2 separate regions of the Homo sapiens genome follow, and region 1 is linked to region 2. Evidence: read pairs that join two places in POLR2A ChIA-PET (ENCODE). Cell type or tissue: HepG2. All regions are shown on one strand. Links, peaks and the distances in the headings refer to the core of each region. The heading gives the core; the rest is flanking DNA. Region 1 holds the start of AS3MT (arsenite methyltransferase). Region 2 overlaps SUFU (SUFU negative regulator of hedgehog signaling).

What was found. Peaks named below come from ENCODE experiments on the same cell type or tissue, not always from the same donor. Only the 100,000 strongest peaks of a DNase experiment are listed, where the experiment ranks them.
Region 1: POLR2A ChIA-PET joins it to region 2 with 8 read pairs; 1 of 35 experiments calls an interaction of 5 or more read pairs at or near these places.

Annotation. Positions count from the first base shown.
Region 1 is chr10:102,863,070-102,879,831 of GRCh38, forward strand. BORCS7 (BLOC-1 related complex subunit 7) reads left to right here. Exons shown (of 5, transcript NM_001136200.2): 5 at 1-1,892. It overlaps AS3MT (arsenite methyltransferase), which reads left to right and starts at 6,401. Exons shown (of 11, transcript NM_020682.4): 1 at 6,401-6,524; 2 at 6,736-6,776; 3 at 7,015-7,142; 4 at 9,379-9,529; 5 at 10,028-10,164; 6 at 11,523-11,592; 7 at 13,885-13,966; 8 at 15,310-15,441; 9 at 15,780-15,922. The coding sequence starts at 6,524. It overlaps BORCS7-ASMT (BORCS7-ASMT readthrough (NMD candidate)), which reads left to right. Exons shown (of 15, transcript NR_037644.1): 6 at 6,736-6,776; 7 at 7,015-7,142; 8 at 9,379-9,529; 9 at 10,028-10,164; 10 at 11,523-11,592; 11 at 13,885-13,966; 12 at 15,310-15,441; 13 at 15,780-15,922. It also overlaps the pseudogene LOC124902567. In HepG2, for the core only: no CTCF peak of the experiment used is centred there; a DNase peak (open chromatin) is centred at 6,722; H3K4me3 peaks cover 1,709 bases.
Region 2 is chr10:102,616,828-102,626,330 of GRCh38, forward strand. It overlaps SUFU (SUFU negative regulator of hedgehog signaling), which reads left to right. Exons shown (of 12, transcript NM_016169.4): 10 at 463-601. Among named protein-coding and RNA genes, the nearest start is that of TRIM8-DT, 22 kb to the right of the region's middle. In HepG2, for the core only: no CTCF peak of the experiment used is centred there; a DNase peak (open chromatin) is centred at 4,994.

The sequences.
Region 1 (16,762 bases), core at 433-8,432, 250 kb after region 2:
TCACGCCTGTAATCCCAGCACTTTGGGAGGCCGAGGCGGGTGGATCACGAGGTCAGGAGTTCGAGACCAGCCTGGCCAAGATGGTGAAACCCCGTCTCTACTAAAAATACAAAGAATTAGCTGGGCGTGGTGGCGGGCGCCTGTAATCCCAGCTACTCGGGAAGCTGAGGCAAGAGAATCGCTTGAACCCAGGAGGTGGAGGTTGCAGTGAGCCAAGATCGCGCCACTGCACTCCAGCCTGGGCGACAGAGTGAGATTCCATCTCCAAAAAAAAAAAAAGAAAAAAAAAAGAAAAGTTCTGTGTTGATGTACAGTTTCTCCTAAGAAGAAGCGAGGTGGTTGAATTTTGGAAGCACTTCTTGAATCGGATTAACCCATGCTCTTATTGAATTTTTTCATCTGCTCTGTTTAGTTTGATATTAAAGCAAAATTAAGAGGTCTTAGTTTTTCCTATAGAACTTTTAATATGTCAAAAGCTATATTGTCTAAATTTCAGTACTTAAGCAAATACTGAGTAGTGTTTTAAATTCAGAAATAGAGCTTCTATTATGAACACATGAGAATGATTTTTTTCTCTTAATCATTATTAAGGAAATATTTTAATTTCATGGTCATATAATGGTGATAAGTAATACCTGATTGTTTCCTTTTCTGTTCTAGTAACTCAGAGGAGATACGTGTTTTATTTGTGATAGCAAATTCCTAAATGAACATTAGGCAAGTGGTATCATTATCAGGCCAGCTGCAGCCTCTTGCCTTGACCTGCATTCCTAGAATTTCTTTGTTGCTGTAATTCTTGATTAAGTGACCTTGACTTTCATTTTGTAATTTTGCTAATCATCAGCAAATTCACTTGCATGACGTTACTGCCAAATATGAAGGCAGTTGAATTATTATGAGTGATTGTGGCAGAGGTTTGTGCCATGGTGAAAACTTTGATGTTTGTCTGTGTTCATTGGATCCATCTTTTTAAATGACATTACCATGAGTCTGTTGTCAAACCTAAATATCTTTGTTTGAATTTAAAATGGGACTCTATATTGTTGTAGTTCAGGTCTTCATTGACTAAGAGATTGAGAGAAATCTGACATAAGAAAATATTGTTTTCACTGCAGGAATAAAGAGGAAGTAACAGTGAATCCAATATAGTTCATATTGTTATTGTCCAATCATCAAGTTAACTAAGCATTATCAGATTACGTTTATTTCTCATACATATGGATATTAACTTAAGGTAAAAAAGCTGGATGTGAAGGATCTGAAAAGGCATTAATTTATGTACTAATTCTATAAACATGTATTAATAATTGCAGTATTATTAAATACAGATGGACTCAATGTACCTTTGAAAAGACCACTAATTTAGAAAACAAAGCTAAGTGCAGTCATTACAAGAAGCAAAGAAATACTTAAGTTAGAAAAAAATTAAAATGAAGGGATGGTCTAAGTTTTCTTCATGCTGGAACAAATGTTAAAGAAGCAGTGATTGCTTACAATGTATGTGATAAAATAATACCTTTCACAATCAAAATTTTAATAGTAAATATAAGATAAAATTTATATTAAATAATGAAAACGTATTTGTACTGAATTTAGTCACTAGAGAACATCGTAACAAAATACATGAAACAAAAGTAGCCAGAAATGTTAGAACAGGTGGAAATGTATACATTATTTGATGGTTTGTTTTTTTATGGAAATAAACAACATACATAGAATTAAATGGTGATCAAAAACATGGAAAAAATACTTCACTAAATAACGTCTAAGTTGTAGAGGTTGTGCCGGAAGATAATATTTTTAAAATAACAAATGTTCAAATGCCATAAAAGAAAATTTGTGTGATAATACCAAAGCAGTACTATAAGAAAATAAGCATGCTTTAAATCCCTGTATTAGGGATAGAGTGGAAATATTTTTGTTTTTTTTAAGGGGTATATAGTTAGAATTTAGAAAGAATGGAAATGGAAATAATAAAACTAAACAAATTAGAAAAAAATAACAAATTAGAAAAAATAAAAAGTATTAAGTAGTTCTTGTAGATTAAATGGGTAAAGTGTCAGCTCAGCCAGAAAAGTACAAATTAGTAAATTCGTAATTGAATAGGCAATACATAAAATCAATGAGATTTGAAAAGAGTTATCAGTTTGCTGCAAAAAATGTGATTAATATATGCCCAGCTCCTTATAAAGATAAAAAATTATGAAACTGACACTTTTAACAGAGAATATTCCAGATTGGTTATGAGAAATAACCCACAAACTAAGAATAACCAATTAAAATGGCATTTGCTTGTGAAAGCTTTCATGAGACTTTTCCAAACTGTCAAAGAACATATACTCCTGGCCGGGTGTGGTGGCTCACGCCTGTAATCCCACCACTTTGGGAGGCCGAGGCAGGCGGATCACAGAGTCAGGAGTTCGAGACCAGCCTGGCCAACATGGTGAAACCCCGTCTCTACTTAAAAAATACAAAAATTAACCAGGCATGGTGGCACATGCCTGTAATCCCAGCTACTCAGGAGGCTGAGACAGGAGAATTGCTTGAACCCAGGAGGCAGAGGTTGCAGTGAGCCGAGATCGAGCCACTGCACTCCAGCCTGGGTGGCAGAGCAAGACTCCATCTCAAAAAACAAAACAAAACAAAACAAAAAACCCCTATACTCCCAAAATATAGAAAATGATCATAAGACACTAATTCATTTAATGAAGTAAACAGGATTTTCATTTTAAAAATAAAATTATGTAAGAAAGATGATGCAAGAGGATGTAAGATAATGTAGGTGATTTTTTTATGAGTATAGATGCAAAAATCCGAATAAAATCTTAGAAAACTGAATAGAGAAATATTTTGAATAATTGTTCATGTAACTCCAGAATTTCAAAGTTGATGTAATAGTTACAAAACACATTACATTAATAAGAAATAATAAAATCTTTTGTCACTATAATATATACCAAAAAGGCATTTAAAATACACTTTCTATTTCAAAAAAACTAAAAGAATTTTTTAAAAGGGTATGTTTTAAAACCCAACATAATATTTGATGAAGAAGAGTCGTATAAAACCCCAGAATATTAGAGCTGTATGGGGCCTTAAAAGTTATTAAATTCTGGCCCCATGTTTTACAGATGAAAAAAACACAGCCAGGAAGATGAAATGACTTACCCAAGGTCACTGAGCTTGATGGTAGGTCTTTTGACTACTAGTCTGGCTCTATTACCTGTTAGTTTCCTTATGCATAGAAACAAGGGTGCCACCTTCATTACTAGTCTTCAACATAATACTAAAGAGCTCTTAGAAAAGGAAAGGATCTTGAAGTAGCTGAATCCAATCCATTTGCCCCTGCTTCTGCATCTCAGGTGAGCCATCATCCAGTCATTCATCTGCTTCTGCTTCCGATATTTGGGGAATCCTTTACTTAGGAGTGCTGATCCTTTTGGAAATCTCCACTTCTTGAAAGATGGTTCTGTGTAATTAACCAAAATCTGCCTTTCTGGATAATCCTGGAATTGTCACTCCAGTAGCTTCCAAGATAGAATGTGTGACGGTGTGCACAGGCCTCTGTTAAAGGGTAGGGGAGAAAATTTCTATGTATGTTAGTTTTTTATCTTAAAAAAATTAGCTTTTGTGAGGCTGGGCGTGGTGGCTCACGCCTGTAATCCCAGCACTTTGGGAGGCCGAGGCGGGCAGATCACGAGGTCTGGAGATTGAGACCGTCCTGGCTAACACAGTGAAACCCCGTCTCTACTAAAAATACAAAAAATTAGCTGGGCGTGGTGGCGGGCGCCTGTAGTCCCAGCTATTCGGGAGGTGAGGCAGTAGAATGGCATGAACCCGGGAGGCGGAGCTTGCAGTGAGCTGAGATCCTGCCACTGCACTCCAGCCTGGGTGACAGAGCGAGACTCTGTCTCAAAAAAATAAAAAAGCTTTTGCCAATATTTAAAATATGACTTGATGTGAGAGTCTTAATTTCTTCTACGCAGTATACAGATATATAGCATTCCTGTCATTTAGCAGGGGTGATAGTAAAACAAAAAAACAAAAAACCCCACAAAACCTGTGGTGAGGCACTGACCAATCAGAATGATTGATGGTCACAGTCTGGTCCAAAATTAGCCCCCACACCAGACACCATGGAGGAAAAGTGAGAGTAACTCAATTTAAGTTGACAGTGGTTTGTTTTATTGCAGTTTATCTGTGTGTGAATAGGTAGATTTAAGGATTGTTGGCCAGGTGTGGTGGCTCACACCTGGAATCCCAGCACTTTTAGGAGGCAGAGGCAGGCGGATCACTTGAGATCAGGAGTTCGAGACAGCCTGGCCAACATGGTGAAACCCTGTCTCTACTAAAAATACAAATTAGCCAGGCATGGTAGTGCATGCCTGTAATTCCAGCTACTTGGGAGGCTGAGGCAGGAGAATCGCTTGAACCGGGGAGGCAGAGGTTGCAGTGAGCCGAGATTGCGCCATTGCGCTCCAGCTTGGGCAACAAGAGCGAAACTCTGTCTCAAAAAAAAAAAAAAAAAAAAAGGATTGTCAAATGATTCTTGTAAGTAAACCATAAATTAAAGATAACAAAACAAGCACAAGAGAAAAATGATACAGCCCTTTCCTTGACCTCTCACTAATCTGCCCTTTTAAGATAAAGATATCATTTTAACTATGAGAAGGTAACTGCTTTTCTAAAGGAGCTCATTTTATGAAGATAATATTTTGAAAACTAATATTTAGGAGTGTTTTCACCATTCTATGATTGCCCAAAAACTAAGTGATACTTATAAAAACACTAAGTTTTATACATATACTAGTTGGAAATATTCCAAGCTGTAGAAATATTCCAACAAGGATTATTTCCATGGGGTTAATTTGTTAAAAATATAAAAGACACCACCTTTCTATTAATTTGTAACAACTAATTGACATCAGAGAAGATGAAAATTTACTAGCTGGATATCAACCAGATTTTTGTATTATTGGCAACTGAGATTGAAAAATGAATGAAAGAGTCTACTTCATCCATTTAGATATCCTTTCACTTGGATCTCCCTGTTTCCTTACTGTCCTAATGAATAGAAATGATCGTTACAAGCTGGGCATGGTGGCTTGCACCTGTAGTCCCAGCTACTGGGGAGGCTGAGGAGGGAGGATGGCTTGAGGCCAGAGTTGAAGGATCCAGAGATGATTGCGCAGTGACGCTAAGCTTGGGCCACAGAGTTGAGACCCTGTCTCTAAAAATTTTTTTTTAATTTAAATTATAAAAAGAGAAATGCTTGTTACAACCACAAAGGGAAACAAGATATACACATATAATTGTGGAAGTAAAAATAAATAATTTAAAAATACTTTTGGGTGCTCGCTTCGGCAGCACATATAGTTGGAATGATAGAGAAGATTTGCATGGCCCCTGCGCAAGATGACATACAAATTCGTGAAGTGTTCCATATTTAAAAAAACAAAAAATACTTTTGGGCCTGGCACTGTGGCTCATGCCTGTAATCCAAACACTTTGGGAGGCTGAGGCGGGCGGATTGCTTGAACCCAGGAGTTGGAGACCAGCCTGGACAACATGGTGAAATCCCGTCTCTATAAAAAAATACAAAAATTAACCAGGTGTGGTGGTGCACGCCTGTAATCCAAGGTACTTGGGAGGCTGAGGCGGGAGGATCGCTTGAGCCAGGAGGTTGGGCCTGGGTAACAGAGACCGTCTCAAAAAAATTTAAAAATTAAAAAAAAAACTTTCTGCAAGATGAAGTGACAATACCTGGAAAATACATGTGACTTGACCAAAAATTACTATAGGTGAAAATAAATTTAGCAAAGTTGCTTTCCTAAATACAACCCAAAATAGACTGGGAACAGCTACATACTGTTAATGGTTCCCTCTATGTGACATTCTAGAAAAGGCAGAACTATAGGGAGGGAAAACATCTGTGGTTGCCCAGGAGCTAGGGGTGGGAAGAGGGAATTTACTACAAAGAGGCACGAAGAAACTTGTGGGCCAGAGCTATTTTGGTCTCCGTTTTGGTGATGTATATACGTTTGCCAGAGTTCACAGAACTGCACACTGAAGAAAGATGGATTTCACGGAATGTGAATTATATCTCAACAAACTTGACTTCAAAAAACAGATCGAGAAAAGATGATTCTATTCCCAAAAAGGGGGAGGGGGGAAGATCATTATATAGGTGAGTGTTCATTTAAATCAGAGTACGAGATTTATCCGTGAAAATCGCAGTGGAGCGAACAAGGGGGATGCTGATACCGACCTCCTGGTTGGAAAGCCTGTAGAGCAGCGCGGATGACAGTGGAACAGCGGGTCAGGCGGTGGGCGCCTGAGCGAGGGGCTAGAGCGGGATGGGCGGGCGGAGCAAGCCTGCCAGCCTGGGCGGGGCCTCGGCACAGGAGCTGGCTGCGGGAGCCCGCCGTCCTGAGTCGCAGGCCGAGGAGACAGTGAGTGCGCGCCCTGAGTCGCAGGCCGAGGAGACAGTGAGTGCGCGCCCTGAGTCGCAGGCCGAGGAGACAGTGAGTGCGCGCCCTGGGCGCCCCGCCCCAGCCCCCAGCCCCTTCCCTGGGCCCCCGCAAGGCGGGAACGCGAGCGCCTCCCCCGAGCTGTGTCTCGAGACCTTTGTCCTCCCCTCACCCCTCGGCCCGCTGCCTGCCCTTTACTGGCCCCCTCCCTCATGCCCGTCCCTCAGCACCCTCTCCTTTCAACTAACTTTCCCGCTCCCGACAGTGGCTGCACTTCGTGACGCTGAGATACAGAAGGACGTGCAGGTGAGAGCTGTAGGGCCTGGAATGGCCCAAGTGGAGCCTAGGCTAATGGAAGTCTGGCCTGGCCCGCACCCTGTCCCCCGGGACTCCTGGAGTCGGGGTAGGGCAGGGTCTAGGCTTCGACCTTTCCAGGGAACTGAGGTCGGCCAAGTGGAGGTGGAGGTGGTGACGGAGCCCTCGCGCTGCAGTCACAGCTCTTCTCCCTCTCTACCCCTCACTCCACTGTGGGACGCTGGGTCAGACCTACTACGGGCAGGTGCTGAAGAGATCGGCAGACCTCCAGACCAACGGCTGTGTCACCACAGCCAGGCCGGTCCCCAAGCACATCCGGGAAGCCTTGCAAAATGTACACGAAGAAGTAGCCCTAAGGTAGAGTGCCCTGTGCTGTCCCCAGGAAGACCCCAAACAGCAGTTTTCCCAAAAGATAATGATGCAGGTCACTAGGGAATTAACCCGTAGCCACCAACCCATCAGCTTGCCTTGTCTATTGTAAAAATCCTAAATCTCAGCACCCATCATCTTACTGCTCTAAGAACCTCCGATGAGTCTGGGCGCGCCAGTGAGCCTGTAGTCCCAAGTGCTTGGGAGGCTGAGGCAGAGGATCGCGTGAGCCCAGAAGTTACAGGCTGTAGTGTGCGATCCGGGATGTGAATAGCCACTGCACTCCAGCTTGGTCAACATAGCCAGATGCATCTCTAAAATAAATGCGTACTTTAAAAAAATTGCCTAAAAAAAAGAACCTCCAGCGTGAACACTCTGTAGTCCCTACCCATGCTCACAGAATACAGTCACACTCACTGGATCTGCCATTCAAGATATGCGCAGTTCAGCACCCACTAATCAACCTTGGCCCTTTTGACCCTTCCCTTCCTCACTCCATCAGCACTGCCTGCCCAGCCGGCAGTCACCAATTTGGAAGGTCTTCCCTTTTCTTTTTCCTTCCCAACCCTGCGCATCCAGCACCACGCTGCTGTCCCACCTACTGCATGGAGCCTTCTCTAATCCTTGAGCGGCCTCTTCCCCAAACTGCCACAGCACTCTGTCACTCGGTCTGTCCGTAAATCACGGGAAGTGTTTTCTGTGCACGATGTTTTATCTCGCCTCTCAAATACACCTACGCGGCGGGGAGCGGTGGCTCACGTCCGTCATCCCAGAACTTGGGAGGCCAAGGCAGGTAGATCACTTGAGGTCAGAAGTTCAAGACCGACCTGGTCAACATAGTGAAACCCTGTCTCTACTGAAAATACAAAAATTAGCTGGGTGTAGTGGGGCACGCCTGTAGTCCCAGCTACTTGGGAGGCTGAGGGAGGAGAATCACTTGAACGTGGAAGGCGGAGGTCGCAGTGAGCGGAGATTGTGCCACTGCACTCCAGCCTGGGCAACAGAGAAAAACTCAGTCAAAACAAAACAAAACAAAAAAAAGGCCGGGGGTGGTGGCTTATGTCTGTAATCCCAGCACTTTGGGAGGCCGAGGCGGGAGGATCACGAGGCCAGGAGATCGAGACCATCCTGGCTATCATGGTGAAACCCCGTCTCTACTAAAAATACAAAAATATTATCCGGGTGTGGCGGCACGCGCCTGTAGTTCCGGCTGCTGGGGAGGCTGAGGCAGGAGAACGGCGTGAACCCGGGAGGCGGAGCTTGCAGTGAGCTGAGTTCGAGCCACTGCACTCCAGCCTGGGTGACAGGGCAAGACTCCGTCTCAAAAAAAAAAAAAAAAAAAAAAAAAAAAAAAATTAGCCAGGAGTGGTGGCAGGCGCTCGTAGTCCTAGCTACTCGGGAGGCTGAGGTAGGAGAATGGTGTCAACCCGGGAGGCGGAGCTTGCGGTGAGCTGAGATCGCGCCACTGCACTCCAGCCTGGGCGACAGAGCGAGACTCCGTCTCAAACAAAACAAAACAAAACAAAACAAAACAAATCAAAACAAAAAACGCCTATGGGACAGAAACCTTACATTTTTTCCTCAATAACTAGCGCAGTCCTGGGCCTGAATTAGAAGCTCAGCTAATGATTAAATGTATTTATTCAACACATTATTTTATTTTATTTATTTATTTTTGAGACGGAGTCTCACTCTGTCCCTTAGGCTGGAGTGCAGTGGCGCCATCTCTGCTCACTGCAACCTCTGCCTCCTGGGTTCAAGCCATTCTCCTGCCTCAGCCTCCCGAGGAGCTGGGATTACAGGTACCTGCTACCGTGCCCAGCTGATTTTTTGGTATTTTTAGTAGAGACAGGGTTTCACTATGTTGGCCAGGCTGGTCTCCAACTCCTTGCCTCAAGCGATCCGCCTGCCTTGACCTCCCAAAGTGCTGTGATTATAGGCGTGAGCCACCGCGCCCAGCCTGAACACATTATTTTAGATGGCTTATGAAGTCTTAGTGCCTAGCACATGCCCAACAATACTGTGGTAAAGCAGATACAGTCCCAGCCTTCATGGGTGTCCAGTTCAGTGGAGACTAAACATCAGAAGTATGAGTGAATGATGCAAGAAAGAAGGAAGGAAGGAAGGAACGGAGGGAGGGAGGGAGGAGGGAAGTATGTATAAGATTTAGTGGTTTCATGTCTTACAGTCTCCAGGGAAAAAATATGTGTTTTCCATTTCCCAGATATTATGGCTGTGGTCTGGTGATCCCTGAGCATCTAGAAAACTGCTGGATTTTGGATCTGGGTAGTGGAAGTGGCAGAGATTGCTATGTACTTAGCCAGCTGGTTGGTGAAAAAGGACACGTGACTGGAATAGACATGACCAAAGGCCAGGTGAGGCATGATTTGGAAGACAAGGAGAAAAAGATTCTCAAAAGCATTATTTGAAAAATAAAGTTGTTTTCTTCGTGGCTCTTCAAGGATAATTTAAGAAAGCTTCTAGTTAGCAATGCTCATTTGTGCCACTAGTGCTTCCTGTCTTGGAAACTGATAACTTGAACAATTAGGGGTTCTTCTGGGCGAACACAAGAGTCGGAGGTTTGCTCTGATATGAATATCGTGACGATAGAGTGGACTTTGATCTTTCCCTTCTTGCTGCCATCTATCCTGAAAGATTTTGTTATTGAATGAGGAGTTTATTCAAGCCAAACTGCACGGGCAGCAGGGAGTTTATGTCCCAGGTTGTAGTATATCCTACGTGTCCACAGGAATCTTGTATGTTTATCCAAAATAATCTAGGGGAAGTATATTCTGTTAGTGATAGGAAATTTTTAGGAAAAAGTTGTGTATTTTTTTCAAAATGTTATCAAAACTATATTTTTCTTACTTTAGGTGGAAGTGGCTGAAAAGTATCTTGACTATCACATGGAAAAATATGGCTTCCAGGCATCTAATGTGACTTTTATTCATGGCTACATTGAGAAGTTGGGAGAGGCTGGAATCAAGAATGAGAGCCATGATATTGTTGTGTAGGTCTATATTCTTACTGTTATGACTATAGCCCATTTTCTTTATTATTATTATTATTATTATTGAGATGGACTCTCGCTCTGTCACCCAGGCCAGAGTGCAGTGGCCCAATGTCAGCTCACGATAACCTCTGCCTCCCGGGTTCAACTGATTCTCTTGCCTCAGCCTCTCAAGTAGCTGGGATTATAGGCACACGCTACCACATCCAGCTAATTTTTTAAATCTTCTTTTAGTAGAGACAGGGTTTCACCATGTTGGCCAGGCTGGTCTCAAACTCCTGATCTCAGGTGATCCACCCGCTTCCACCTCCCAAAGTGCTGGGATTACAGGTGTGAGGCACTGTGCTCAGCCCTCATTTCCTTTTGAACACAGAGATGTCACTATTACTGTTTGCTGAATTGACTCTCATTTAGGGTGTTAAACTAAACTTAGCATGGCTTACTAATGGGAGAGAGCTGGTTTGAGCTGCTGGAGCTCACCAGCAGCAGAACACACCAGACCAAGAGGGAACTTACTTGAAACTTAACCACAAACCAATGAACCCAAAAGACCAGCAGGACCACTAAGTTTGCTCCTACAATACATGCTGACCTGTATCTTTCATAATATTTTCATGGTAAATTATAGGATTCTATTTCCTTTTTTCCCTCAAGTTGTTATTGTCAAATCATGCCCAAGTGACAGCTGCCTTTGAGGAACATAGCCTGTTTACGTGAAGCATAAGAAATGCCTTGTGCCGGCCAGGTGCGGTGGCTCACGCCTATAATCCCAGCATTTTGGGAGGCCGAGGCAGGTGGATCACGAGGTCAGGAATTCCAGACCAGCTTGAACAACATGGCGAAACCCCGTCTCTACTAAAAATACAAAAATTAGCTGGGTGTGGTGGCACATGCCTGTAATCCCAGCTATTTAGGAGGCTGAGGCAGGAGAATCACTTGAACCCGGGAGGCGGAGGTTGCAATGAGCCGAGATTGCGCCATTGTACTCCAGCCTGGGCAACAGGAGTGAAACATCCTCTCGGGAAAAAAAAAAAAAGAAAGAAATGCCTTGTGCAGTAGGCATCTGGTCTGAGGTTTCATCTTGTTACATGGTGAACATCAGGACAGAAACAAGTAAGAATCATGCCTGATGTTATTTTCTGCACATTCAAACTTGCTAACAATTTATTGAGATTTTAAGCACTCTGTCTCTGATCTTGGGGAAAAGCTTAGTTGAAGGCATTAGAAAGAGAGGAGGGAGGCGGTAAGAATGGGGTAGCTTTGACAGAACGGTGGGAACCACCTTTAGGGTCTGAAAGGATTTGCAGATCTCTGAGTGTTGTGAAGATTTGCTCGACATTTCATCTGTTCTCTTTTAGATCAAACTGTGTTATTAACCTTGTGCCTGATAAACAACAAGTGCTTCAGGAGGCATATCGGGTGCTGAAGGTGAGGAGGAGAGTGAGATAAATTATCTTTGAACATCAGTAAGAGCTGATGGGTTAAGTCTTGTTTGTTCCCCCTTGAACTAAGAGCTCAAACTCTCTTAATTTATCCATTAAATGAATAAGGGGTGGCAAAAGGGGGAAGGGGCAGGAATACCCCGGATATGGATTACTTTCCCTCTTAGGTTGCAAAAGGTAGTAAATCCGAGGTGACAGTTGTCACTGAATGTGTTAAGGTATTTGCTTTCTTGACTGTCTCTCCTATTTGCTGCTGTACATGATCCTAGAAGAGCATCTGTGGAGCTATAGGAATCTTTGCACTGACTACTAATGATTGCTTTGAATATACTCTCTTCTAGCATGTACAGTGTTTCTCAGGGCTTCTGATTTCTTATCTGTCATGATTTCAGATCTTTGGGAAGTTACAGAAGATGGAACTTTTACATTAACTACTTGCTAAAAGGAAAGCTTGCAGGAGCTCCACAGCCTTCATTGTATCATGAGATGTGTATCTTCATGATAGTAGATGAAATATTCAGCCAGGTGCGGTAGCTCACACCTGTAATCCCAGTGCTGTGGGAGGCCGAGGCGGGCAGATCACCTGAGGTCAGGAGTTTGAGACCAGCTTGGCCAACATGGAGAAACTCTGTCTCTACTAAAAATACAAAAATTAGCTGGGTGTGGTGGTGCGTGCCTGTAATCCCAGCTCCTCGGGAGGCTGAGGTAGGAGAATAGCTTGAACCCAGAAGTCAGAGGTTGCAGTGAGCCAGGATCGTGCCACTGCACTCCAGCCTGGGAGACAGAGCGAGACTCCATCTCAAAAAAAAAAAAAAAAAAAAAAGATTCTAGCTGGGTGGGTGGTACATGCCTGTACTCCCAGCTACTTGGATGCTGAGGCAAGAGGATTGCTTGAGCTCTGGAGTTTGTGTGCAGCTTGGGCAATATAGTGTGATCACTGCCTCTAAAAAAATGTTTTTTTTTTTGAGATGGAGTCTCACTCTGCTGTCCAGGCTGTAGTGCAGTGGCAGGATTTCATCTCACTGCAACCTCCGCCTCCTGGGTTCAAACAATTCTTTTGCCTCAGCCTCCCTAGTAGCTGGGACTACAGGCGTGTGCCACCATGCCCAGCTAATTTTTGTACTTTTAGTAGAGACAAGATTTCACCATATTGGTCAGGCTGATCTTGAACTCCTGATCTCATGATCTGCCTCAGCCTCCCAAAGTGCTGGGATTACAGGCATGAGCCGCTGTGCCTGGCCAAAATTTTTTTTTAAATTGACAACAGATTTTTGAGATTTTTGGTTTACAAAGCTGTCATAGAACTCAAATACAAATATCTATATAGAAATGATTTAATGATTTAGTGATGTCTTTGTTAGTATGTCATTTTACACGCCAGTTCACTATCTCCACCAAAAATGTACTTATAAAAGGTAGAAACACTATTATAGAATCTAGATCTCCAGGTTTCCAGGTTTTTGAAATTAGCTAAATAAAATGTTAAGTTCCTGATCACTCATTTGCCTTACATTTTAAGGATAATATTTTAAAGATAAAATGTGTTGTTATAAAAGTAAATAACAACATTACAAAAAGTTATATTTTTTAATAGAAATGGGGTCTTGCTGTCACCCAGGCTGGAATGCAGTGTCACTATCTGTACCCCTCTAACTCCTGAGTTAGAGGGGTCCAGATAGTGACACTCACTGTACCCTCTAACTCCTGGGCTCAAACAATCCTCTTGAGTAGCTAGGACTCCAGGCACATGCCACCATGCCCAGCTAGTTTTTAAATTTCTATATGGGAGAGAGGGTCTTGCTGTGTTGCCAAGGCTAGTCTCAAACTGCTCTCCTCCAGCAAGCCTCCCACTTCGGCCTCCTGAGTCATTGGGATTAGAGGCCTGAGCCATCATACCTGGCAAAGTTATACTATTCTTAAGAGATAAAAGATTATGAATACTGATGATATCCTCTGTTCTACAATGACCTGGGGCTGCTTTTGGTTCAGATTGGCTAAAAATTTAAATGTAAGTAACCTGAAAATCTTTATTTAGGAGACAGACACTCTTAGAATGTGATTTTATTACCTGTTGGATAAGCCACTGGGAGGAAAAAAAACCTTGGCACTTGACTATTGATTGTAACTAAAGAGGCAGCTGCTATTTGTTCACAAAGGGTCAGCTTAAACATTGCTATTGATTTTTAAATTTGATTTTGTTCCCCTATTCCTTTCTTTGTTATGTGGGGTCAATGTAATCATTAATCATCTTGTTTGGACTAATATGCCTCTGTTTCAGCATGGTGGGGAGTTATATTTCAGTGACGTCTATACGAGCCTTGAACTGCCAGAAGAAATCAGGACACACAAAGTTTTATGGGGTAGGTGATTTTGTTTAGTTTAGTATTAAGGCAGATGGTTGTACATGTGCAGAACTCCTTTCTGCTAATAGCCAGGATGAGGCTATATGAGATCACATGGGGTTAGGCCATGAGGCCAAGGTTCCATTCTTCCTCTGCCATTCAAAAGTGATAGGGCTTTGGATAGTTTAATTCATCTCTTTGAGTTATCGTTTTCCAAATTGTAAAATGTAAATAATAATACAATCTGCCTTATAGGGCTGTTATGAAGATTAAATGGGATAAAGAATGGGAAAAATACTTTGAAAACTCTAGTGTGGAAATGAGGACAATTGTTCCCAAGCTGGTGTCCTCTTAGTCCCCTTATGTTCTCATCATTATTGTGTTCTTTATTCCTTTATTATCATTTTAATAGTCTGGAAGTTGAGATAAATGCATGCTTTTCATCAGTCTATGAAATCAAAAGTTCTTATTCTTAAAATAATATTAACTTTATTCTTACTATGTAATAATAAATAGGTACCGTTAACAAGTTGGAAAGTGCCAAAAAAAAAAAAAAAAAAGAAAAAATTACTAAGCTGGACACAGTGGCACACACCTGTAACCCCAGATATTTGGGAGGCTGAGTCAGGAGGATTGCTTGAGCCTAGGAGTTCAGGTACAGCCTGGGTGTCATAGTAAAACCCTATCTCTTAAAAAAATTACTTATAATCATATAACCCAGTGATAACTTCTTTTTTTTTTTTTTTTTTTTTTGAGATGGAGTCTCGCTCTGTCACCCAGGCTAGAGTGCAGTGGCGCAATCTTGGCTCACTGCAACCTCCACTTCCCGGGTTCAAGTGATTCTCCTGCCTCAGCCTCCCAAGTAGCTGGGATTACAGGTGCATGCCACCATGCCCAGCTAATTTTTGTATTTTTAGTAGAGATGGGGTTTCACTGTGTTGGCCAGGCTGGTCTCCAACACCTGACCTCATGATCTGCCCACCTCGGCCTCCCAAAGTGCTGGGATTACAGGCATGAGCCACCGCGCTCGGCCTATGATTTATTTTTTATACTACTTTATTCACATAACAGTGCTTTTCAGAATGTGGCGTACTGCATACATGAATATTATGCTTGCAGCTGAGTAGAACCAATCCACCAGTGAGTGTCCTGAAGAATGGTTCCTAGAGACCATCAGCTAGCACACCCAGTCTTAACCATGGCTTTCTAGACCTTGGAGGGATGCTCAAGTTAGCTTCTACTGCTAGGATCTATGTTTTAACTAATACCATGTCCTAATTAATTATATAGAAGAATAGTTCCCTTAATACTGTATTAAGTGTTGGCTGGTCTGTGGTTTTTTGTTGTTGTTTGTTTTTTAGGTGAGTGTCTGGGTGGTGCTTTATACTGGAAGGAACTTGCTGTCCTTGCTCAAAAAATTGGGTTCTGCCCTCCACGTTTGGTCACTGCCAATCTCATTACAATTCAAAACAAGGAACTGGAAAGAGTTATCGGTAAGATATGACAGACAGCAGGGACTATTATAACTACAGCTTGAATGATTGAAATGTGGTGATTAGTAAGTAACTTCTGAAGGAGTCTCATTGAGGGATACTTTCTGTTATCTGGAAATAGCTATCTTGCCTCCTGTACAATGGTAACCCCCCAAAAATTTTGATATTTAATAAAGCACTTTGAAGTCATTCAGTAAATAGAGTGAAGTGCTCAGAAAGATAACTGATGACATGCAAGGAAGAAAATCATCTTTATAACGTGTTTGCTCCTTGTCTGCTGAGCAAGGCAACAACTGGGGGAGTGCTGGAGATGAACCGTGAATAAATTCTATTTTTAGGTGACTGTCGTTTTGTTTCTGCAACATTTCGCCTCTTCAAACACTCTAAGACAGGACCAACCAAGAGATGCCAAGTTATTTACAATGGAGGAATTACAGGACATGAAAAAGAACTAATGTTTGATGCCAATTTTACATTTAAGGTAAATAAAACAATTTCCATGACTTCTGGTATTCTTTCTGCTCTTGCCCTTGCTCCAGCTATCTTTTCTTGACTTTGCATTGCCTCCCATTTTTCTGGTGTTGGTTTGTTTGTGTGTGTGTTTAAATGTATGTGTGTGTTTCAAGTGGAGTAAAAAAGCATTTTTTCCCCAATACTTATTTATTTATTGACAGGGTCTCGCTCTGTCACCCAGGCTGGAGTGCAGTAGCACAATCATAGTTCACTGCAGCCTGACCTCCTGGGCTCAAGCGATCCTCCCACCTCAGGCTTCTGAGTAGCTAGGACTACAGACTCATCACCACACCTGGCTAATATTTGTATTTTTTGTAGAGATGGGGTTTTGCCATGTTGCCCAGACTGGTCTTGAACTCCTGGGCTCAAGTGATGTGCCCACCTCAGCCTCCCAAAGTGCTGGGATTACAGGCGTGAACCACCGTGCCCAGCCCTCAATATTTATTATAAAAATGTTTTTGGCCAGGTGCGGTGGCTCACACCTGTAATCCTAGCACTTTGGGAGGCTGAGGCAGGCAGATTACCTGAGGTCAGGAGTTCGAGACCAGCCTGACGAACATGGCGAAAACCCATCTCTACTAATAAAAATACAAAAATTAGCCGGGCGTGGTGGTGGGTGCCTGTAATCCCAACTACTCTGGAGGCTGAGGCAGGAGAATTGCATGAACCCGGGAGGTGGAGGTTGAGGTGAGCTGAGATCATGCCATTGCACTCCAGCCTGGGCAACAGAGTGAGACTCCATCTCAAAAAAAAAAAAAAAAAAAGAAGTTTTTGAATACAGAAAAGTTAATAGTACAATGAATACCCA
Region 2 (9,503 bases), core at 1-8,000:
TGGACACTGAAGGGTCCCACTGCGGAGGCACTATCCCATCGTCCCAGGGAAACTTGTCTAGACGCTACTTCACCTCCGTCCCCTAAGGGGGGATGTGACCCCCCTCTTACCTCTGGGCATGACCTTCAGCACATTGCTACCTTCCCTCTCTGCCCTCAATTTTCCTAAGGGAGGTGAGCTCCAGGATCTCTGCAGGGCTTTTGAACTCAGTGTTTTCTGCTAGCTTTGAGCACTTTGGAAGGATGATGTTAGAGAACTTGTGAGAGGAGCTTCTCTTTGAAGGTGTTGAAATGAGCGTGTTTGGATACAGTCCCCTGTTGATGGGCAGGTGGGCAGCCAGGAGGGCATGTTACCTGGCCCGCGGACCATAGTCCCCACTGTCCCAGAGCCTTGGCCAGGCCTGCTGTGCTTGGAACTGTTTCCAAGCCCAGCTCCTCACTGTCTCCATGTTCCCATCTCCAGGGGCAGGCTCCTGCATGGACGGCACTTTACATATAAAAGTATCACAGGTGACATGGCCATCACGTTTGTCTCCACGGGAGTGGAAGGCGCCTTTGCCACTGAGGAGCATCCTTACGCGGCTCATGGACCCTGGTTACAAGTGAGAAGGCCCTTTTTCTTCTCCCTCCTTCCTTTCATAGACTTCCTTGCCCACCCCTCCTCTTCTCCCTTGGCAGCTCTTGATGGCACCCCTTCCTGGGGGGCTGGTCATGAATGCCTCATGGATTCAGGGCCTGGGGCCTGTGTGTAGGTATGGAGTGTGGATGCTGCTACCCACTCCAGCAGCTTAGGAGCACTTCCTGACCTTCTCCCCCTGTCACCTGAGACACAAGTGTTAACTCTCCAGGCCCTGGCTCTTGGTAATTCTGGTTCCCCGTGGAAATCCAGGTTGGAGGGATATAAGACTTTCTGCACCTTGGGTAAACCAAGGTACAAGAACTCAAGGATGAAGCAAGATGGGAGGATGTGTGGAGGCCACTCTCCAATGGCTACATGGAAATCCCACCAGAATTCAGACAGTGGCATGTGTGCCTGGACCAGGGCTGGGCAGGCCTCAGTGGGAAGAGCCTCCCCTTCTTAGCCTACCCCCATCTGACAGCCCTCCCGTTCCTCCTGAGTTTGTGTGACCAGAGACCTGCTGGCTTATCCGGAGCACTTTGTCCTTCCTTTGCTCTTCTGGCTGGAGCGAGCTTCAGAGCTGTTGCCAAGCAGGGTACCAGGGCCTCAGAGCCATAGGCCTCCTTCCAGTCCCCACCCCGTCCCGGGTCTCTAACAGGTGCTCAACCTACTCCACCACACTCCCGAGTGTCTTGGAGGGACAGCATCCTTTTTTGGCATTTGTTTGTTGCGGGTGGGGAGAGGATTGAACCCTTAACCTCACCTCGCTCGCAAGTATCAAGAAAGGGAACCTGACCCTAAACCTAAAGGTGGCCATACCTGGTTTGTGAATGTATTGGAGAGGCATGCAGCATTACAGTAGAGGGGAAGAGAATGATGCTAGGTTTGTGAGTTTCACCCAGTCTGGGGAGTCTGTGAAGCATATGTAGTCAATACAGACACACTTTTTGTCCCTGCATGTCTACAGAATTTCTCCTCCTTCAGGCCAGGCCCCTCTTCTCCCGCCACCACCAAAATACAACCCTTAATTAAAACAAACAGCAAACAAAGGACACCAACCACACTCCCCAGACTAAGCCGAGATAGAAATGGAAGCTAGTGCTTTAGGGATATTGTGTTCCATAAATTATCTTGCCTTTTTCCACTGTTGTTATTATATCGTTTCATAACAAAATTACTTTGAACCATAAAGTTATAAATACATTTTAAAAGTCCCACTTGGTAACATTAGATTTCTGTCCATGTGGTGTTGGTAGTTACTGTAACAAAAGCTCTGAAGTGTAATATTTGAAATTAGCCCAGCACAAGTGGAAAGGGCCTCCCTCCATTCCCTACCCCCAGCCATGTCCCGGGCTGCTGCGTCTGCCCCTGTGGAGAACAGGGAGGGAGCAGGCCTGTCTCCTGGGCGGAGCTGCTGAGGAGGCTGGAGGTAAGGACAAGCCCCTGAGAGTTCACAGGTCATCATTCCCAAGTGTCCTCAGGTAGCGTGTGTGTGTGTGTGTGTGTGTGTGTGTGTGTGTGTGTGTGTGTGTGTAATGTTCAAGCACGTTTTCCTGGGACAGTCGGGACTGGGGCCTCCCCAAACTGCAGAATCTACCCAGTTATGTTTGACATCCTCAGCTCTGAACCTATCCTCGGAGCTCTGCCCTCCCGTCCTGGAACGTCTTTCTGCCCTGAGGAGAGGGTAGTCAGCATCTCCAATTTTCAGCAGCTCAAGAACCTTGGCCCCCACAGGACTTCGCAGATGTCACATTGCCCCTCAGTCCCCTGAATGCCCTTCGGACCCAACCCCAATTCCCCAAGCCCCTGACCCCCTAGCTGCCGGGGTTCCCACTCCCAGTGCCACAACCCCCTCACCTCCCTGGCAGCCCCTCAGCGAGCCTGAGGCCCAGCACCCGCTGGCTCCCCAGCACATGGTCCCCTCCCATGGGCTGTTGCCCAGGGAACCGGGGCGCGGTGGGAACGAGCTGCTGGCCTCGGCATGTTTCAATAAAGTTGCTGTGCTGGGAGCTACTCAATCAAAGGCCTGTGTTATGGGCTCATTAGTGTGGTCCACCACGGGGCCGGCTCACAGGAGAGCTCCTGGGAAGGCTGGCGGAGGCCCCACACCCCAAGCACCCACCCTTGATCACCGAGGGGTTTCTCAGGCCCTTTCCAAGGAGCCCTGGGAAACCCTCTGACCCTGCCCCCAGCCGGATTCTCAGCAGTGGAGCCAACACCCACACCAGCCCTCCTCCCCCTGCCAGGCAGTCAGCACTTTCTCCCTCTGACTGCCAGCCAGCCGCCCCTGTTAGGGTCCTGCCACTGTGGTCACAGGCAGCTCCCTTGCTTGTGGGAACCTGGGCTTGTAATTACTTGTGGGCCTCTAGATCTCCCTCTGGGGCTGGCTGTCTCCCTGGGAGTCTGCAGGACCTCCTAGAGGCCTGGGGTTAGACTTGCAGTCGCCAGTGAGGGCCACTCCACTGGGCCAAGGAGAGCCATAGGTCCCTCAGGAGGGGACCCCAGCACAAAGAGGCCCACCCTTGCTCCCTGCAGGCATCTCTTGCTCGCACCCCCAGGGTTCCGAGGTGTCTTCTTGGGCCTTGTGTGCCCAGGCCTATTGGAGGCAGAGGAGTAGGAAGGAGTGAAATCCAATAGACCCAGGACATGACGAGACCCAGTCTTATGTTCTCTTAACTGCTGCCGGAACTCTCCCATTGGTCCCAGCTGAAATGGAGGGGCTGGGATGACTTTGTTACAGCAGCCTTGGAAGCCCTCACTCCCAGCCTTGGCACCTTGTTCTGGCCACCAGCCCAGCCCAGGCCTGTTATCTCTTGGGAGAAAGCGTGGCAGAGACATCCTGCAGGGGGAAGAGTGACAAGGAGAGGCCGAGAGGAAAAGGCAGAAGGTTTAGGAACCCGAGCCCCTTTCCGGAGCCTGTGGAATGGCCCCAGACAGGCCTCCACACCCACCTGCTCCACAGCCTTCCCCCATCAGTCCAGACCCAGGAGAGTCAGGGCCCCAGCATGTGGCAAAGCAGGGCTTGTCTGCAGCACCAGGTGGAGCACAGTGGACACTCCCTGCTTTATGGAGGATCTGGGGGTGCAGGAAGCCAGCTCCAGTTCCACAGGCTTTCACTTTCTGGAGAACAGCACCTTGACTCCGTCTGCCCTGCCATTTGCTGTTTTCATCCTTGCTGAGACTGTAAAGCTTATCAGCCAATTCCGGGGCTGTGCAGGAGGCTCTTCAGACCCTGGGAGGGGGCCTGCCAAGGTCTGCTCCTGCACCTCCTTCCCCCAGCATTCCTCATCCTGGTGGCTTTAACAAGCCTCTCTCCCTTGAGCCTGTCAACACTGGGCTGTTAGTCTTCTGAGCGGGAGCCCGGCCCAGAGCTGAGTTGTTCATCCGTCCCCAGCCAGGGTTGATCTGAAGGGGGATAAGTCTCAGCCCCAGCGGTCACATAGGGGTCACATCACCAAATATGAGAATATTGTTTTAGGCCCCGCAATGCTTTCTCAGCTGTGTGGTGTCTGACAGCTCACCCAGGTTGCGCCCCTAGTCCCAGCCATTCTCTGCCAGTCCTGATGGGAAGCCCCAGGCGTGGGAGAAGACGCCCAGCAGCTGTTCCAAGTGGGCTCTGCTGCTCCAGGCCAGGCTTGGGAAGGTGCTGCCGAGCTCTCCTCTGGGCAAGCCCTGCCTTCTGCTACCCATTTGGATATTGTGTAGAAGATGACTTGGGAATCCCCAGCCCATGCCCTGGGCACCTCCTCTTTGGTGCCTCTACTGTTCCTCCTTCCACGGGTGAACCCAGGCATACTTATTCTCCCTGGAGACCTTTGCTTGGACTGCCCCGAGACCTTGTTGTCCAGGGGGACACCCATTAAGGTTTAGAGCCCAGCAATGCGCCTGGGGAAGTACCCTCCCTTGTAGGAAAGGACTGTGATGCCGCCCTGTGTCCCTGGCAGCCCACAGCCAGAGCAGGAGTCTGAGCCCGCTTCTGGCCACCAGAGCCAACTTTTCACCGCCCACTAAGAACAGGAAATGAGCGAGACCTGTGCCCCAACTGCAGCCCGCTACCTGCCGCACCACACGCCTCTGTCCCTGACCTGGGTTGGGGGTGTTCTCCAGGCTGTTTTCTGGCTTTTGTCTGGCCTGTGGAGTGGGGGTGGGAGGGAAGGGATGCAGACAGGACTGCTTCCCCGTCCCTGCCTCCTCCACTGCCATCGTGGGTGCCAGAGCAGCTCCTTGGCAGGCTCTTCCACTGTAAACAACACATTTCCTTCCCTGAGAGGAGGAAAGGGAGGGAAAAGAAAGCCAAATTTGTTGGGAAGCAAGTACAACGTGTCAACATGAAGAACAAACAATGCCCTGGACAAAGTGTGGATTGTCATACCAAAGGGAAGGAGTGGGCATTGTCAGCCACTCTTTGCAGACTCAGAAATATCATTGACCACAGACATCTGAATCGGCGTCAGATCTGCAGCAGCTGGGCCCCTGCCTGCAGTGCAGCCTGGCTTGCCCAGGGCAGGCACTGACACAAGATCACTTTTCGGGTTCCTTTCTGGAACTTGCTGGGGCCTGGGGAATTGGGAGGTTGTTGACAGTCCTCCCTCACCACCACCCAGCCAAGCTGGTTAAGGCAGCTGGTGTGAGCCCACTGGAGTAGCTGCTGGCCTAGATTCCAAGCCCCCCTCCCTGGCCAAAGGTGGGAACTGGGGGTAACCAAGATCCATTGCCCCCCTCGCAGCTCAGCCCGTTTGATGGTGGTGAAGCTACAGCCACCAACTCACCCCTGTTGGTTAAGCCTGTGCCCAAACCCCCTTTCCCTGTGGGCCTGAGTATTTCCCCAGCAGCCCCTCACCATGATCTCCTGGGGCACCACTTAAGAATACAAGTGCTGGCCAGGTGCGGTGGCTCACGCCTGTAATCAGTCCCAGCACTTTGGGAGGCTGAGGTGGGTGGATCATCTGAGGTCGGGAGTTCGAGACCAGCCTGACCAATGTGGAGAAACCCCATCTCTACTAAAAATACAAAATTGCCAGGCACGGTGGCTCACACCTGTAATCCTAGCACTTTGGGAGGCCGAGGCGGGCGGATCATGAGGTCAGGAGATCGAGACCATCCTGGCTAACACAGTAAAACCCCGTCTCTACTAAAAATACAAAAAATTAGCCGGGCATGGCGGCGGGCGCCTGTAGTCCCAGCTTGTTTGTCTGCTGTTAAACAGCAGACAAAACTCCAGCCCCTGGCCGGGCCCAGTGGCTCACGCCTGTAATCCCAACACTTTGGGAGGCTGAGGCAGGAGAATGGCATGAACCCAGGAGGCGGAGCTTGCAGTGAGCCAAGATCATGCTACTGCACTCCAGCCTGGGTGACAGAGTGAGACTCCGTCTCAGAAGAAAAAAAAAAAAAAAAAATTAGCTGGGCATGGTGGCACATGCCTGTAATCCCAGCTACTTGAGAGACTGAGGCAGGAGAATCACTTGAACCCAGGAGGCAGAGGTTGCGGTGAGTTGAGATCGTGCCATTGCACTCCAGCCTGGAAAACAAGAGCAAAACTCCGTCTCAAAAAAAAAAAAAAAAAAAAAAAAAGCATGGGCCTTGGCCTTACCCCAGAGTATTCTGATTCAGGAAGTGTGAATGGGGCCTAGCATCGCCATATTTTCAGAAGCTTCCCAGGGGAGTGTGCTGCTCAGATTGGTTGAGGGTCTTCCTCTCTTACTAGAGGGTCTCCTCCCTCTGAGGGCTGTTTGTGTACAAACATAAGTGTTTTCTGCCTGGCTCTTGGTAAGTGCAAATATCAGTGAGTGCTGTTATCAATATTATTTCTACTGCTACTTTCTGGGCTAGAGAACTGTCAAGATATATGTATTCACTAGGCTGGCCTGGGAATTTGCCCCACCGTCCCCACTTGGGAACCATCTCTGGGCATTGGTTTGCCTTCCTTTTCATTGGCCAGTCTGGTTTTTTAGCAGTGTCTGTGACTCTCAGGCTTCTAGCCCTCTTAAGTTGAGCAGGTGGCCAGGAAATGTGTGGCTGGTGGAGGTTGGGACTGCTGATTTTCCAGGTCATTGGTAAAAACCAAAGCTACCTTCACCTCCCTCATCAGAAGACAGAGAAGTTATCCCCATCTATATAGGCTTCTACAGTTGGGGTGTCTTCCCCAGACAGGAAAAGAGCATCCTCTATCACCATGAGATCAGATAGCCGTTCCTCTAAAGTCCAGAGCCTTGAGCCAGGCGTGGTGGCTCTTGCCTGTGATCCCAGCACTTTGGGAGGCCAAGGCGGATGGATCATTTGAGGTCAGGAGTTCAAGACCAGCCTGGCCAACATGGCAAAACCCCATCTCTACTAAAAATACAAAAATTAGCCGGACATGGTGATGGTCACCTGTAATCCCAGCTACTCGGGAGGCTGAGGCAGGAGAATCGCTTGAACCCAGGAGGCGGAGGTTGCAATGAGCCAAGATTGTACCACTGCACTCCAGCCTGGGCGATAGGGCAAGAGATTCCATCTAAAAAATAAAAAGAAAAGTCCAGAGCCTTGTCTCCTCTGGGTACCTACCCTTGGGCAAAGTGGGGATGATAGTCACCTCCCTAGCAGAACTGCCATAAGGATTCAATGAAATGACACTGATCAAGCTCTTAGCACAGCGCCTAGCACATGGTGGAGGTACTGCTTCTGCTATTGGCCATTTTTACTGTCATTTTTATCATCACCATTCCCATTATTATTCGTGACAGAGCCAAGCAGCTCTGTAGGGACCCAGTGAGCCTCAGGAGTGCCAAGCCCCAGAACTGCACAGGCTTTTCCCACAGTTGCATCACAAGGGCAAGTCTGTTACTCGGGAGAGCTCCCAGGAGCTGCCCCATCTTAGCTGTCTATCTCCAGTGTCCTGTTGATAAGATCTGTTAACATTCTCAGCTCCAGGTCTGAAATATACAAAGAACAGGGCCTGTTTGTTCAATCCAACCTTCTAAGGTTTAACTCCCAAAGGAAATTAAATTAGGTGCCTGGAGCTATGACAGTCTGTCGTGTTTCTTTGCAGAGAATGTCACCTTTAATATCATGTAGATCTCATGTATAATTTTTCCCCTTTAATTCTTTTAAAATAACGTGAAGTTTCCAGCGGGAACCAGCAAATCACCAAAAGCAAAAATGGAGGAGCAGCTAGGGTTTGTCCTCATTTTTGATCTGGCCATCCCCTCCCCCAACCGAGTCCAAAATAAGTCCACACACAGATGGTGCCGCGCATGGTCGTTGCTCTACTAAAAGCCACCATAACTCACCCTCTCCTTAGCACCAGTTCCAGACCTTTGTCAGGGGAACCAGCTTAGAATTGAACTCAGTGTTGGTGGCATTACGTTTCCTTGAAGAATAACTCTGGCGTCTCACTGGGTGGCCACAGCCTCTGTGAACCCTTGCCCCTCTTCCTGTCCTCCCTCCACCCCATCTCACCCCCAGCACTTGTTATAGTCCCACATCTATTTACTGATCTGGCAGAAAGCCCCTCCCTCCAAGTTATTTGTGAGTTAGAAATTAGCCCAGCCCGGCCCAGACTGGAGCCATTGTAATATAATTGGGTTTTAGGTATGCTTGTGTTTGTGCTAGCATTTGCAGAGATGGCAACGAGCCCCGGAAATGCCAAAAATATGAATGTAACTTTTGTATTGCTTGAGCAGACTGGTGATAACTGGTGGGGAAACTGAACTTTTGGGGAGGACACCCCTGGGATAAGAGAGTAGGAGGAGCAAGGGCTTAGGCTGTGAGAGGGAGTACGTGTATGGCTGGAGTCTGTGGGCAGAGTCGGCCAGTCCCACTTTGGGGAATTAGGAAGAACTGTAGGGGTGCACCTCCCCGAACTTTGCCAACTTTGCCTCTCCTGCTCTGTCTCTAAGCCTTGTCTCTGTCCTTGGTCGGGGCCCTAGCTCCTAGAACAGAGAGTTTGGTGAGGAGACGTGGACCAGTGGTCAGAGTTATTTTGTTCCTGCTATGGGCTTGGAGCCTGGGAAGGCTGGGTCTCTTGTCTCCTTGCCAGCCAAAAGAGGGTGCTTGTCCTGGTGGGAAATGAGCTGCCTTCATGCCTGTGTCCCTGGAAGGATGAATGGATGAGTTAGTGTCCTGGGGGTGAGAGTTCAGCATTCGGGAGCAGTACTCCAGGCACTAAATTGAGAGTCCAGACATGATCAGGATATGGTCTTAACCACTCACAAGCCGTGTGACACTGAGCAAATTACATAACCTGCCTGTGCCTGTTTCCTCCACTGTAAGGAGACATGGAGATGAGCAGTTAGCATGCCCGGTATGATGGCGGCTTTTCTGCTCACTTGGGGGTAGTGTTCTTATTTCTCACTCCCTCCTCCACCCCGTCCACTTCTTGCTTTAGAGACCTCCGTCCTGTGAGCTCCCGAGCCGTCCTGTGTGCTCACCTTCCTGTGTGCACTCCTTCCTTGTTATCTCACAGCGTGGAAACTTTTGTTCTTGGCAGCTGACAATTCCCAGGGGAAACCTGGTGGGTATTTTTTCAAGTTCTCAATTCTCCTCCTCACAGGGAGGGTTTCCCCTCAGAGGAGCCCCTCACCTGGATCTTCACCCCATTATCTTTCTTCCTTTGTGCCCTACCTGGGTGCTCAAGGTGTACGGGAGAAGACAGGTAGAGCTGTGGCCTGGGGGTACAGAAGGGTCTGCAGTGGAGGGAGGCTGGGAGGCCCTGGGGACAAGGACAGGGAGGGGGAGGGGTGAAGGAAGGGGTCACAGTTGGAAGAGGAAAGACACCCTCACCCAGGGCGTGGTGGGGTGCAGACCTGGGATCAGCTTGGCCTGGCTCTGCCTAGCAGCCTGACGAGAGGGGTGGGTGGGGAAGAATGGCCCAGCAGATTGAGGAAGGCCGGTTTTAGAGGGCCTGA